Linked DNA regions of Homo sapiens: region 2 is linked to region 1. A link is a contact called in ENCODE Hi-C data. All regions are on one chromosome and are shown on one strand. Each heading gives the region's core, a stretch centred on a gene start or an enhancer-like site at or near the end of the contact. The rest is flanking DNA. Distances are from core to core; before and after follow the strand shown.

Region 1 (6,378 bases), core at 945-3,444:
CCAGGTTTCAGCAGGTGGGAAAGTCTTATTTTGCTTGGCCCTTTCTTTAGGAACTGCACCAATTCCAAATCATCTCTTCCATGCAGGTCCTATTATTATTTTGCAGATAAGTGAACTGAGGCACACAGGTGTCAAGTCACTTACCCAGTGATCACCCAACTGGGAAGTGAAAACTGTCACCTTTGACAACCTGTTCCTAACTCTTGGATGCACCCACAACATGTGGGAGATTTGGAAAGCATCAACAAGGAGGTGAAGGAGAGTACTGACTGAACAGAGATGCTCAAAGCTGAAATATTATTTCAGAACCACAAAAATTAACTAGAAAAAAATAGAATCAACGGAGCTGATGTTTTAAACAAACACAATTAAAGACTAACAGTTCAAGCTATGTTTGAGTTTTATAACAGCATAAAACAAATGTGCTTCAACACTGATAATTTGAAAAATGACACATTAAAAATAATGTACAAAATACATCAGAGTACTTGCTTGCCTTCAGAATAATTTCAAAGGTTGTATGAAGTCATTTACATAGCTTTTTTTTTTTAGAGTCTCGCTCTGTCACCTAGGCTGGAGTGCAGTGGTACAATCACTGCTCACTGTAGCCTCGACCACTTGGGCTCAAGTCATCCTCCTGCCTCAGCCTCCCTAGTAGCTAGGACCACAAGCGTGGGCAACCACGCCCGGCTAATTTTTACATTACTTGTAGAGAGTGAGTCTCCCTATGTTGCTAGGCTGGTCCCGAACTCCTGGGCCCAAGCAATCCTGCCTCCACCTCTCAAAGTGCTGGGATAAGCAGCATGGGCCACTGCCTCCAGCCTTGTTAGCTTTCATACTTCTAATTATGTTAATAGTATACACTTGTAGTATAAAAAAATATAGTAATTAAAAACTTTACCAAACAGATTTTAAAACTCTAATATTTTAATAATCAGATACAAAGTATTATGTTACGTTTCAATTTGTAAGGTGCTAGTAAATAACAATGGAAAATGACATTTTAATATAGATTATGGCACTTAATTAATGTGTATTATTGTGTAATATTAAAGGTTGAGATGAGAATCAAGTATTCTAAAATGACATCAAAATGTTGACTCTAAAGAAAATAGAATATGAAATGTTTTCTGAAGAAATGTCTGAAGAAACATTTCATTTCCATGTTCTAGTTTTATTTAAAATTAATTTTTTGATGTAGAAATTATGCTTTACTAAATTAATTATAATGCTTTCACCATAAATCTAGCACAGATATTCATTAACTTCATCAGCAGACCCTTAGAGGAGAAAAATATAAAATGCATAACTCTAATAAACTCGGGGAAGGTATGACAAATTTTGCAAGGATAAAGAGACATTACAAAAAAGCCCGAGGTTTAAGTTTCCTAAGAGAATTGCACTGAGACCTTGAACTAGTGATCAGATTTCCTACAGCGTCCTGGAAAACCTGGTACTTTCGAAGTGAATTCTATTGTTCATTTCATCAGGTTTTCATGGTTTTTTTGTATTTTATAATTTATTTTAAATTTAGGGCTCCCAAGTGTTTGCCTCATTCCCCTATGTTGGCAGCACTGATAATCCGGCCTTCGTTTTTGTGTGAAATAGGCACAGACGGAGTCTGAGAGCAAAAAAAACCCCACACAAACAAAAACAAAATGTTTGCGCAAGGCTGAAAGCCGAGCGAGAGCCCAGCAAGTGTCTCTGTTGAAATTCTTTGGGGTTTGCAGGGACCAGCCGGGCCGAGGCAGCAAACTGCCTGTTCCCCACGCACCCCAGAAGGGTCCGCGTGCGAGGAAATACCAGCGACCTCCGGGGCTAGGGCTTCCGTGGCGCAGGGTCAGCGAGGGATGAACCCGGGAAGCCACTATGGGCCGCTGCTCCAGCCCCGGGAACGCAGAGCACCGCTGGCTAGCAGGCTCAAGCTTCGCCAGGGACACACCGACCCGGAAGTGCAGTCGCCCCCACCGCAAGTATTTCCGCTTCCCTCCGCAAGTCCCCGGCGCGGTCCGGCCCCCAGCGGCTGAGCAGCCCCCTCCCAGACTGCGCACGCACCTGTGTTCACTGCGCCGGCCTTTCAGCTGTTGGAGAGCGGAGACCAGGACCTGCTGGCGCGCAGTGGCGGACGGACAGTAGCCCTGGAGCCCGCGGGTCCTAAGGTCCCGCGCCGCGGCCGTCGCGTCCTGACCCAGATAGCGGAGGCGCCGGGGGAGGAGCCCGCGGCCGCTCGGCCCCCCGCTCCCGCCCCCTCTCCCTCTCGTGGTGGGTTCAACTCTACCGGGACTGGCGTTGGGTGCACCTTTTGCAAAATAAAATTGCACGTCGCGGGGCGCCTGGCTCGCGCCGGACCGTGTGTCTCGGCCGTCGCCTCCCTTCGAAGCCGGTCGGCACCTTTTCCCCCGCCTGGGCTCTGGGCCTCCGCGCTAGCCCCAGCGCGTTCCCTCTCGCGTTGCTGCCACTCCGCACGCCCACCGCCAGCTCGCTTCGTTCCGGCTCTCAAACCCACTCCCTCTCCCCTAGTTAAACCTTTTTCTGTGCCCTTTCTAGGCACAACCTTGCACTTTACTCCTCACGACTGAATTAAAGGCAGACGCCTTGCACTAATTACTGATATCTGCAGCCCCGTGTTCATAGCTTTATCTCACGTTTTCTTTTAATGAGCAATTTTGACAGCCTCTTCCTTCTCCCCGCCATTCCGAGTTGCCTTTAGATGAAAGCCGCTGTTTTTTCAGATGCCTGACATTTAAGGTTTTACCCAGCTTTCTGTGGTTTGTATAATGAAACTAATTCTGCTAAATACGCTCTTAAAAACTGGGCCGGGCGCGGTGGGTCACGCCTGTAATCCCAGCACTTTGGGAGGCTGAGGCAGGCGGATCACCTGAGGTCAGGAATTCGAGACCAGTATGGCCAACGTGGCGAAACCCCTGTCTCTACTAAAAATACAAAAAATTAGCCGGGCGTGGTGGTGGACGCCTGTAATCCCAGCTACTTGGGAGGATGAGGCAGGAGAATCGTTTGAACCCGGAGGCAGAGGTTGCAGTGAGGCGAGATCGCGCCACCGCACTCCAGCCTGGGTGATAGAGCGTCTCAAAAACAAAAACAAAACAGTACATACACTGCTTCTGTATTGTCCGCACCTTGAGTATTACTGCCTCAAGCTTAGGTTTGCATAACATTAATCTCTAAACTTCCCACCAATATATTGAGCAGAATTAAAAATGGGTACACTCTTTCTCAAAACAGCAACAGCAGACAACACCCATAAAGCCATGAAGAATCCAGAAGGCTTGTTTTGCAATCCATATACTACTGTTTACGGATAGGGATTCAGGGATTCTATAGGCTCTTTAAGATGATTTTTTGAGCTTCAGGCAAGCCGCATTGAAGAATAAGTAAGCCTGGCCATGGTCATTTTATTAAAAGTAATTTGTAGCAGGGCGCAGTGGCTCACGACTGTAAGCCCAGCACTTTGAGAGGCTGAGGCGGACGGATCACTTGAGGCCAGGAGTTCGTGACCAGCCTGGCCAATATGATGAAACACCATCTCTACTAAAAATACAAAAATTAGCCGAGTGTGGTGGCGCACTTCTGTAGTCCCAGCTGCTCGGGAGGTTAAGGCATGAGAATTGCTTAAACCTCAGAGGCAGAAGTTGCAGTGAGCCGAGATCGGGCCACTGCTCACCAGTCTGGGACAGAATGAGACTCTGTCTCAAAAAACAAGAGCAAAAACCTAAGTTGTATTTGGAAAAAGAGCAGATTAATCTTTAACCTCTCAGATTTGGAACTAGTAAAATATTACCTTCTACAAACCCACTTCACTCCTATTTATTATGGTTTGCAGCAATCTTGCAATATAATGCTAGCTTTATTTAACTAGAATACAATATGATATAAACCGATCATGCAAAACAATTTTCTCTTTTAACAAGATTTAGATACCAAAGAAACATGACTGTCTCTTCGCTAATACTTAAAAGGAGCTTTTCAGTATTTAAAACAAAATTTAAGCTTTTCCAGGAGCCCACTGAGTTGTTCACTGCTGCATCCCCAGCACATTGCACAGAAGAGGCTTTCAATAAAAATGTGACGTATGGGCTGTGAACAAGGCCTTACCAGTCTATTCCAAGAGGAAGATGGCAGCTGATACTGACTTGATCTTCAGGTTCAGGACATAGACTATGTCACACTTGCTCCTTTCCAATACATTTGTTTCTATTCCTTGATGAGTAAAAATTATCTGAAAGGTAGAAACTCAGGGACAGTGACAACCATTGACCTTGGCAAAGCTGTAACTAAATAGCAAAGACAGGCGCTATCTTTGCCAGGTACTGTTGCAGGGGTGACATAAAAAAGCAGAAATGATTCCCCTCCCCACTACTAGGAATGTCAGTCTAAAAGGAATATCTGAAGGAAAAACCAGAACATACTAAGAATCTCAGAGTTGCTGTTATTCATCAAACCAGTACGGCATGACAATCATTTGGGAGGAGTGGGTACAGACCCTTCACGATTTGCCCCAACCTACTTTTCCAGCTTTTCTCCGCTACTTCCACCAGACATCATTCTACACTTCAGCACTAGCTAAGCTACTGATCGTCTCTCCACAAGCTGTATCCTTTTTATCCTGTTCCTTGTGCCTGGAATATCCTGTTGCTTGCCACCCGTCCAAAACCAATTCAACCACTTCAACCTCTTTCCCTTGAGAAGCTACACACTCTCTCCTTCCCCATAAGAAGTATTCATCCATGCCCCATCAAAACTTATGGAAGGACCAGGAGTTTCAATGAATACAAAATGCCTCCCTGCTAGCTTACAGCAAACCTCTCTGGTGTACACTATATAATTACTGCTTGCCAGTGACTGTGTGTTTGTGAGGCTGTGAACATCTTCAAGGATGGTAGCATTTATCTTTGTATCTTGGGAACCTGGCATGGTGCACACCCTCTATATTAGATAACTATTTGAAAGTAGTATGTACATTTGAGGGAAAAGCATGAGGAAATGTATAGTCCTTCATTATAGTAATGTGAGATGGGAGTGTCAATTTTTTTTTTTTTTTAGGTTTTATTTGAGTGGTTTTATTTCCAGGAAGCAATTGAATGACAAAGTTAGTTTTAACCCTTTAACAGTTACCAATATGCTATATAGTTAACTATTCATTTTCTAGTTCCTTGTTGTTATTTCCAAATCTTATCAAACTTACAAGCTGAATTTCTTAATTTGTAAACTGAAGGCTGAGCTGCAGGTATAATTAGTACCACTATGAAATCCCCAACCCCCGCTTCAAAGAGCAGAATCAACCTTCATTTCCAGGCTGGTTTTAAGAAAGTATTTTAAGGAAAGGGTTAAGGAAATATTTTACTGCAAATAGCTGGGGAAAAACTTTTAAATTAAGAACACCCTAACCATTGAGAGAGAGGGATTTAGAGAGGGAGAAGCGCACAGGCAAAGAGCAGGGGCAGAGGAAGAAGTCCCCCAGGTGTAACCGAAGCTCTGAGTTCCCCGAATCATTTGTAAACGAGGAGGAGCAAAGGGCAGCAGCAACAGGTACAGCAGGAACATTTATTGAGTCTTCTACACAGTTTTCAAGCTTCGTTCTTTATATGAATTATCTTATTCCATTTTCCCAACAATCTAATGAAGTAAATAACATACAGGTGAGGAAACCAAGGCTTCAAGAGGTGAAGAAACTTGTCCCAGGCCACATAGTCAGTTTTAGAGACAAATATCAAACTTAACTTTGTCTGAGAGCCTTTTCTCTTAACCCAGCCCATCTTGGACCCCCAGACCCTGCCTTTGATAGAACACTTGAAGGGACTCTTCATAGCACCATTTACAAGAACATCATAGCCCTTCTAATGTGATATTACATCATTTGTATCCCCCACTTCAGTTATTTAGGGTTCAGCTTTCACTGCTTCTGTTAGAGGAGAAACTGAATTCTCAAATCTGATCATTTGCCCCATGGGGGGTTTTCTGCAGTTTACCACAACCTCTAATCCACAGAGTATAAAATTACTTTGTGTTTATGATATTCAGGTTAGGCTAGGAATAGAATTTGGGGAAAAGAGGAATATAATACTATGTCTGATGTAGTTTTAAAAAAATTAGGCAGTCTCTAGAACACAGGAAAATTACAAAAAAAATTTCTGAAAAGAAACTAACTTGGACTTTCTAAGGTAAAAATGTTTTATCTGAAAAAAGCATTAGGATAAGCTTATTAAATATTTCCATAGACTAAGTGATTAGTGCAATAAATTATTAATCACTTAAATCCAATAAAATGGTTGGCCTAATACTCCTATACTGAACAAATTAAAAATGGTATTTTAGGAAGATATGTATGAAAGAAAAATTAACAACGATATTTATGTTATG
Region 2 (6,459 bases), core at 965-3,464, 1.6 Mb before region 1:
TCTGCCCCTCAACCAGCTTGGTGCCAGATTTCCTCTCGCTTCACCCCCCCAGGAGGTCATCTAGGGAGCAGGCATCACACAGTAGCAACAGGCCTTGCGGATGATGACATCATAGGCTATTTTGCCCACTCTGTTTATCTCGCACTGAGAGGCAGGAGAGCACAGTAAGGAGCACAGGTTTTTTGGTTTGGTTTTGTGGGTTTTGTGGGGGTTTTTTGTTTTTTGTTTTTTTTTTTTTTTTTGAGATAGACTATCACTCTGTCACCCAGGCTGGAGTGCAGTGGCACGATCTCAGCTCACTGCAACCTCCACCTCCGGGATTCAGGTGATTCTCGTGCCTCAGCCTCCCAAGTAGCTGGGATTACAGGAGCACACCACCATGACTGGCTAATATTTGCATTTTTAATAGAAACAGGGTTTTGCCATATTGGCCAGGCTGGTCTCAAACTCCTGACCTCAAGTGATCCTCCTGCCTTGGCCTTGCAAAGTGCTGTGATTACAGGCGTGAGCCACTGCACCTGGCAAAGAGCACAGGTTTTGAAGTCAAACAGACCTATCTTCAAAGTATGTTTCTGTCCTGTGCCACATCTAAACCTTAATTCCCTAAGCTGTAAAAGATGATCAAATAGGCCAGGCACGGTGGCTCACACCTGTAATCCCAGCACTGTGGGAGGCCGAGGCGGGCAGATCACCTGAGGTCAGGAGTTCCAGACCAGCCTGGCCAACATGATGAAACCCCATCTCTATTAAAAATAAGAAAATTAGCCGGGCATGGTGACATATGCCTATAATCCCAGTTACTCCAGAGGTTGAGGCAGGAGAATCACTTGAACCCAAGAAGCGGAGGTTGCAGTGAGCCGAGATCATGCCACTGCACTTCAGCCTGGGTGACAAGACTGTCTGAAAAAAAAAAGGAAAATCAGGATTTCTAAGAGATATCTCTACTCTTACGTTCATTGCAGCATTATTCATGATAGCCAAGATATGAAAACAACCTAAATGTCCATCAACAGATGAATGGATGAAGAAAATATGGTATACATATACAACAGAATATTATGCAGCCTTCAAAACAAAAGGAAATCCTGTCATTTACAACATGAATGAACCTGAAGAACATTAAGCTAAGTAAACTAAGCGAGACACAGAAAAACAAATACTGTGTTGATTTCACTTATATGTAAAAACTAAAGTAGTCAAACTTAGAACAGCAGAGAGTGGAATGTTGGTTGCCATGAGCTGGAGGGATAGAGGAATGGGGAGATATTGGAAAAGGGTTACAGAGTTTCAGTTATCCAAATGAATGAATTCTGGAGATGTATTCTACAACGATGTGACTACAATTAGCAACACTATATTATATACTTGAAATTTGCTAAGAGGGTGGATCTTAAGTGTTCTCACCACCAAAAAATAAAAAAGAAGGGAAAGAAAGGAAGGAAGAAAGAGAGAGAGAACAAAAGAAAATGGTAACTATGTGAGGTGATGGATATGTATATGATATATATGCATATTATATATATATGATTTGATATGGATATATGCATATATATGCATAATTGAAATATGTACATATTTAAAGTGTACGACATGATTTGATATGCATATATATGCATATATATCCATATATATGCATGGATATGGATATGGATATATATGCATGGATATATATGCATATCAAATCATCATGTTGTACACTTTAAATATGTACAATTTTCAATTGTCAATTATATCTCAATATGGGAAAAAGTCTTGTCATGAAGGAGATGCTTAATAAATAGTAGTTAATGTTATTATCTTTGATTGATTTGTCTTTGAATAAATTTCTGTGGCCTAAATGAGGAAGCATATTCAAGGCATATATCCAAATATTTGTAAGAGTAGAGGAATGTTCTTAATCCAAATTATATGCACCAGTATTGCTCACTTGAGTGGAAGGAAATTATAGAATGGAGTATTAACTTCCTAATGACTAGACAAAATTAGTTGAGTAAATTACCCAATCAGTTCAGGAGAAGAAAATAAAAACCTGATTCAAAGGGTTTTTTTCCCCTCTGTGGGTTCATTTTATTGCTGCAACCCTCTAATTTGTTTTAGTTATAAAGACATGGCCATTTCATTTTCAGTTTCACCCAGGAACTAGAACTATATTTTGAAATAGGGACAACTGGATTTAGAAAATCACTTTTGTACAACTAGAACTCATTTACAGCTAGTTATTCAAATATCCAGTGACAGCATAATAAAAATTTAGGGCCTTCTTTTAATTAAACACTCCAGTTTACAATTCCCTGGAAGTAGTAACACATATTTGGAAACTGCTCTCTTTCGTGTTTTTAAAATAGCATCTAACATTAAGACAGTAATTTATTAAGAAATAACTTGCTGATCTGAAAGTGTTGATGTGATTTCAAAATGTCTTTAGAATGCATCCAACTCGATGAGACTTATATGCATGGATTTGGAGAACAAGGAGCTTATCATAGGACTTTCATAGCCCTCTCAAAATGGCAAATGAAGATAAACTGCAGAAATAGGGACTGCATGTTGCAATCAAAAGGGAACCTGCCCACAGACTGAAACAAACTTGGAAAACAAATGAACGGAAGATTAAACAGTGAAGTCTAAGTACTATCACTTCTTCCCCTATGATTAAAGCCTGACAGGCACCATGAGTCAAACTGTAAATATATACTAGTTATCATAGACCTCACTGGGTTTATGCGTCAGTAAACCACAGCTGCCTCTAATTTACCATTGAAACATGTTTTAGGGAAATGAAACTAGCCACCACCTCCTTTCATGCATGTGATATACTATTCATAACCAAGCCCTAATGACAGAAGAGAGCATTCTTAAAATAGTCTAATGGCTTTTTTGTATTCAACAATACAATCCCCCTATATTTTTTATACCTAACTCACCACATATTCAAGAATTTTCCATCATGTGCTTAACTTTAAATTTTTAAATGGTTTTCTTCACCTGAGCTGGCAGCTTTACTATTGCACTAGTCCAAACATATAGATGGGAGCGTCCTTAAATATGCAGCAAGACACACGTGATATAAATAGGAGGAATCATAGTATAGGACCACCTAATAATAATAAAGCCAATGTTTACTTAGTGCTTACTATTTACCTAACATTGTGCTAAGCACTTTTGAAGAATTATTTTGTTTAATCAGCAATTCCAACAAGACAAAATTCCAGTGTCCCAGATGATAAGACTAGCGAAACTTAAAAATCCTAATGTTAAAAAATTAAACCGCTAAGTGAAAATTAGTTTTTCATGGGTGATTTCTTGGCAATTTATAAAATTTAAGTTTTCCTAAAATTAACTGTAAACTGATACATATTAATCATACATAGCAAATGTCTACAGTCAAATTTTAAGCTATTTCTCTGCTTTATTAGCCATTTATATCAGCTTTTATACGAAACTTCCTTTTCATAGGTGCAATTGAAGACAAAGGATCAAAGCTTTTTCACTGGGCACGGTGGCTCATGCCTGTAATCCCAGCACTTTGGGAGGCCGAGGCGGGCAGATCACGAGGTCAGGAGATCGAGGCCATCCTGGCTAACATGGTGAAACCCTGTCTCTACTAAAAATACAAAAAATTAGCCAGGCGTGGTGGTGCACACCTGTAGTCCCAGCCACTCAGGAGGCTGAGGCAGGAGAATGGCGTGAACCCAGGAGGCAGAGGTTGCAGTAAGCCAAGATCACTGAACTCCAGCCTGGAGGACAGAGCATGAGACTGTCTCAAAAAAAGAAAAAAAAAAAGTTTTTTGTACTTTAAGCTAACTTTCATGAAACTATCCTATCATCAGAAACCCACTGCCAGTGGGCACAGTGGCTCACGCCTGTAATCCCAGCACTTTGGGAGGCTGAGGCAGGTAGTTCACTTGAGGTCAGGAGTTCAAGACTAGCCTGGCCAACATGGTGAAACCCCATCTCTACCAAAAATAAAAAAATTAGCCAGACGTGGTGGTGCGTGCCTGCAATCCCAGCTACTCGGGAGGCTGAGGCAGGAGAATCACTTGAACCTGGGTGGCAGAGGTTGCGGTGAGCTGAGATTGTGCCACTGCACTCCAGCCTGGATGACAGAGTAAGACTCCATCTCGAAAAGAAAAAAAGAAACCCCACTGCCACCTCTGAAAGATCTTCGGTGATTTGGGCCATTCATTCATTCCTCAGACTTAACCACCAACTGCACACCACACCCTGGGGATACGAATAAGACATGAACTCCACCTTCAAAACACATTCAGCCTGCTGAGAGAGATATAAACAAACCACAGCAAATATAATGCACAATATCATATAACAGAGGTAGAGAGAATGGAGGTCAAAAGGAGAAAGTAATTGAAAAAAAGGCAATTTTTGGAAGGCTTCACAGAAGCAGTGACACTAAAGGTAGCATCTTTTTTTTTTTTTTTTTTTTTTTTTGTGAGGCAGCGTTTCACTCTCTTGCCCAGGCTGGAGTGCAGTGACCCAATCTCAGCTCACTGCAACCTCCGCCTCCCAGGTTCAAACAATTCTCCTGTCTCAGCCTCCTAAGTAGCTGGGACTACAGGTGCACGCCACCATGCCAGCTAATTTTTGTATTTTTAGTAGAGATAGGGTTTTACCATATTGGTCAAGCTGGTCTCGAATTCCTGATCTCAGGTGATCCACCCACCTTGGCCTCCCAAAGTGCTGGGATTACAGGCATGAGCCACCTCGCCCAGCCTAAAGCTAGCATCTTAAATGTAGATGAAAATCTGTGATGTTCAGTATGTTCACTCTACTTTTTTTTTCAAAAGATGAATTACCTTTTCATTAATGTTTCCCTTTTTTTTTTTTTTTTGAGCTGGAGTCTTGCTCTGTTGCCCAAGCTGGCGTACAATGGCGTGATCTCAGCTCACCGCAACCTCCGCCTCCCATGTTCACGTGATTCTCCTGCCTCAGTCTCCCAAGTGGCTGGGATTACAGGTGTGCACCACCACACCCAGCTAATTTTTGTACCTTTAGTAGAGACAGGGTTTCACCATGTTGGTCAGGCTGGTCTCAAACTCTTGACCTCAAGTGATCCTCCTGCCTCAGCCTCCCAAAGTGCTGGGATTACAGACATGAGCCACCATGCCCAGCCAAAAGATGAACTACCTTTTTAAAAAAGCATAGGATTGTCGCCAGGCGGAGTGGCTCATGCCTGTAATACCAGCATTTTGCGAGGCTGAGGCGGACGGATGACAAGGTCAGGACATTGAAACCATCCTGGCTAACACCGTGAAACCCTGCCTCTAGTAAAAATACAAAAAATTAGCCGGGCATGTGGCGGGCGCCTACAGTCCCAGCTATTCGGGAGGCTGAGGCAGGAGAATGGTGTGAACCCCGGAGGCAGAGCTTGCAGTGAGCCGAGATGGCGCCACTGCACTCCAGCCTTGGCGACAGTGCGAGACTCCGTCTCAAAAAGAAAAAAAAAGGCATAGGATTATGTATCTAATTTACCTACTATTCCATTACTATTTTACATCCTATTTCTGAATTTCTGTGTCTTCCGCCACTTATCTTGACTTAATTTTTTTCTTTTAAGTAACTAGTCATATTGTTGCACTATCCACATAAAAATTACTTCCAAAGACTTGTGATAGAACCCAGTGATGTCACACCTAGATATATAACTCTCACAAGGAGACACATACAAAAACATTTATCATGCATTGTTTGTAAGGGAAAAATAATGGAAACAATTTAAAGATCTATCAACAAAAGAATGAATAAACTGTGGTCTTTTTATACAATGAAATACTATCTAGCACTTTAAATAAACTAGAAGATGTGTATTGGCCTGACGCAGTGGCTCACACCTGTAATCCCAGCACTTTGGGAGGCTGAGGAGGGCGGATCACTTGAGACCAGAAGTTCAAGACCAGCCTGGCCAACATGGCAAAACCCATCTTTACTAAAAATACAAAAATTAGCAGAGCGTGGTGGCAAGCGCCTGTAATCCAGCTACTCGGGAGGCTGAGGCAGGAGAATCGCTTCAACCTGGGAGGCAGAGGCTGCAGTGAGCCAAGATCGTGCCACTGCACTCCAGCCTGAGAGACAGAGTGAGAATCCATCTCAAAAAAAAAAGAAAAAAAAAAAAAAGATGTGTATTAGGGGCCAACCATGGTGGCTCACACCTGAAATCCCAGCACTTTGGGAGGCTGAGACAGGTGGCTCACTTGAGCTAAGGAGGTCATGACTAGTCTGGGCAACATGTGAAACCCTGTTTCTACAAAAAATACAAAAATTAGCTAGGCATGGCGGCGTGTGCCCGTAGGCCCAGCTACTTGCAGGGCTGAGGCAGGAAGATTGCTTCAGCCCAGGAGGTCAAGGCTTCAGTGAGTCATGATCACACCATTGCACTCCAGCCTGGTGAACAGAGTGAGACTGTTTAGAAAAAAAAAAAAAAGATGAGTATTAATACATGTT

The links. Hi-C counts contacts between places; a loop is a spot of excess contacts on that map. Pooled maps may share reads with other maps.
Region 2: a loop to region 1 is called in a pooled map, with 5 times the contacts of the local background. The contact joins the enhancer-like site here to the promoter of RMDN2 in region 1. A Hi-C loop is called at or near these places in 4 of 37 single-sample maps with no recorded cell type and 3 of 50 pooled maps.

Annotation. Positions count from the first base shown.
Region 1 is chr2:37,921,103-37,927,480 of GRCh38, reverse strand. It overlaps RMDN2 (regulator of microtubule dynamics 2), which reads right to left and starts at 2,194. Exons shown (of 11, transcript NM_001170791.3): 1 at 2,056-2,194. RefSeq lists a silencer at 2,140-2,379.
Region 2 is chr2:39,488,551-39,495,009 of GRCh38, reverse strand. All of the region lies in intron 3 of MAP4K3-DT (MAP4K3 divergent transcript), which reads right to left. Among named protein-coding and RNA genes, the nearest start is that of MAP4K3-DT, 54 kb to the right of the region's middle. Within about 2 kb of position 2,214, at least 6 of the 41 ENCODE cell types and tissues checked have a DNase peak (open chromatin) inside an H3K27ac peak, as active enhancers do.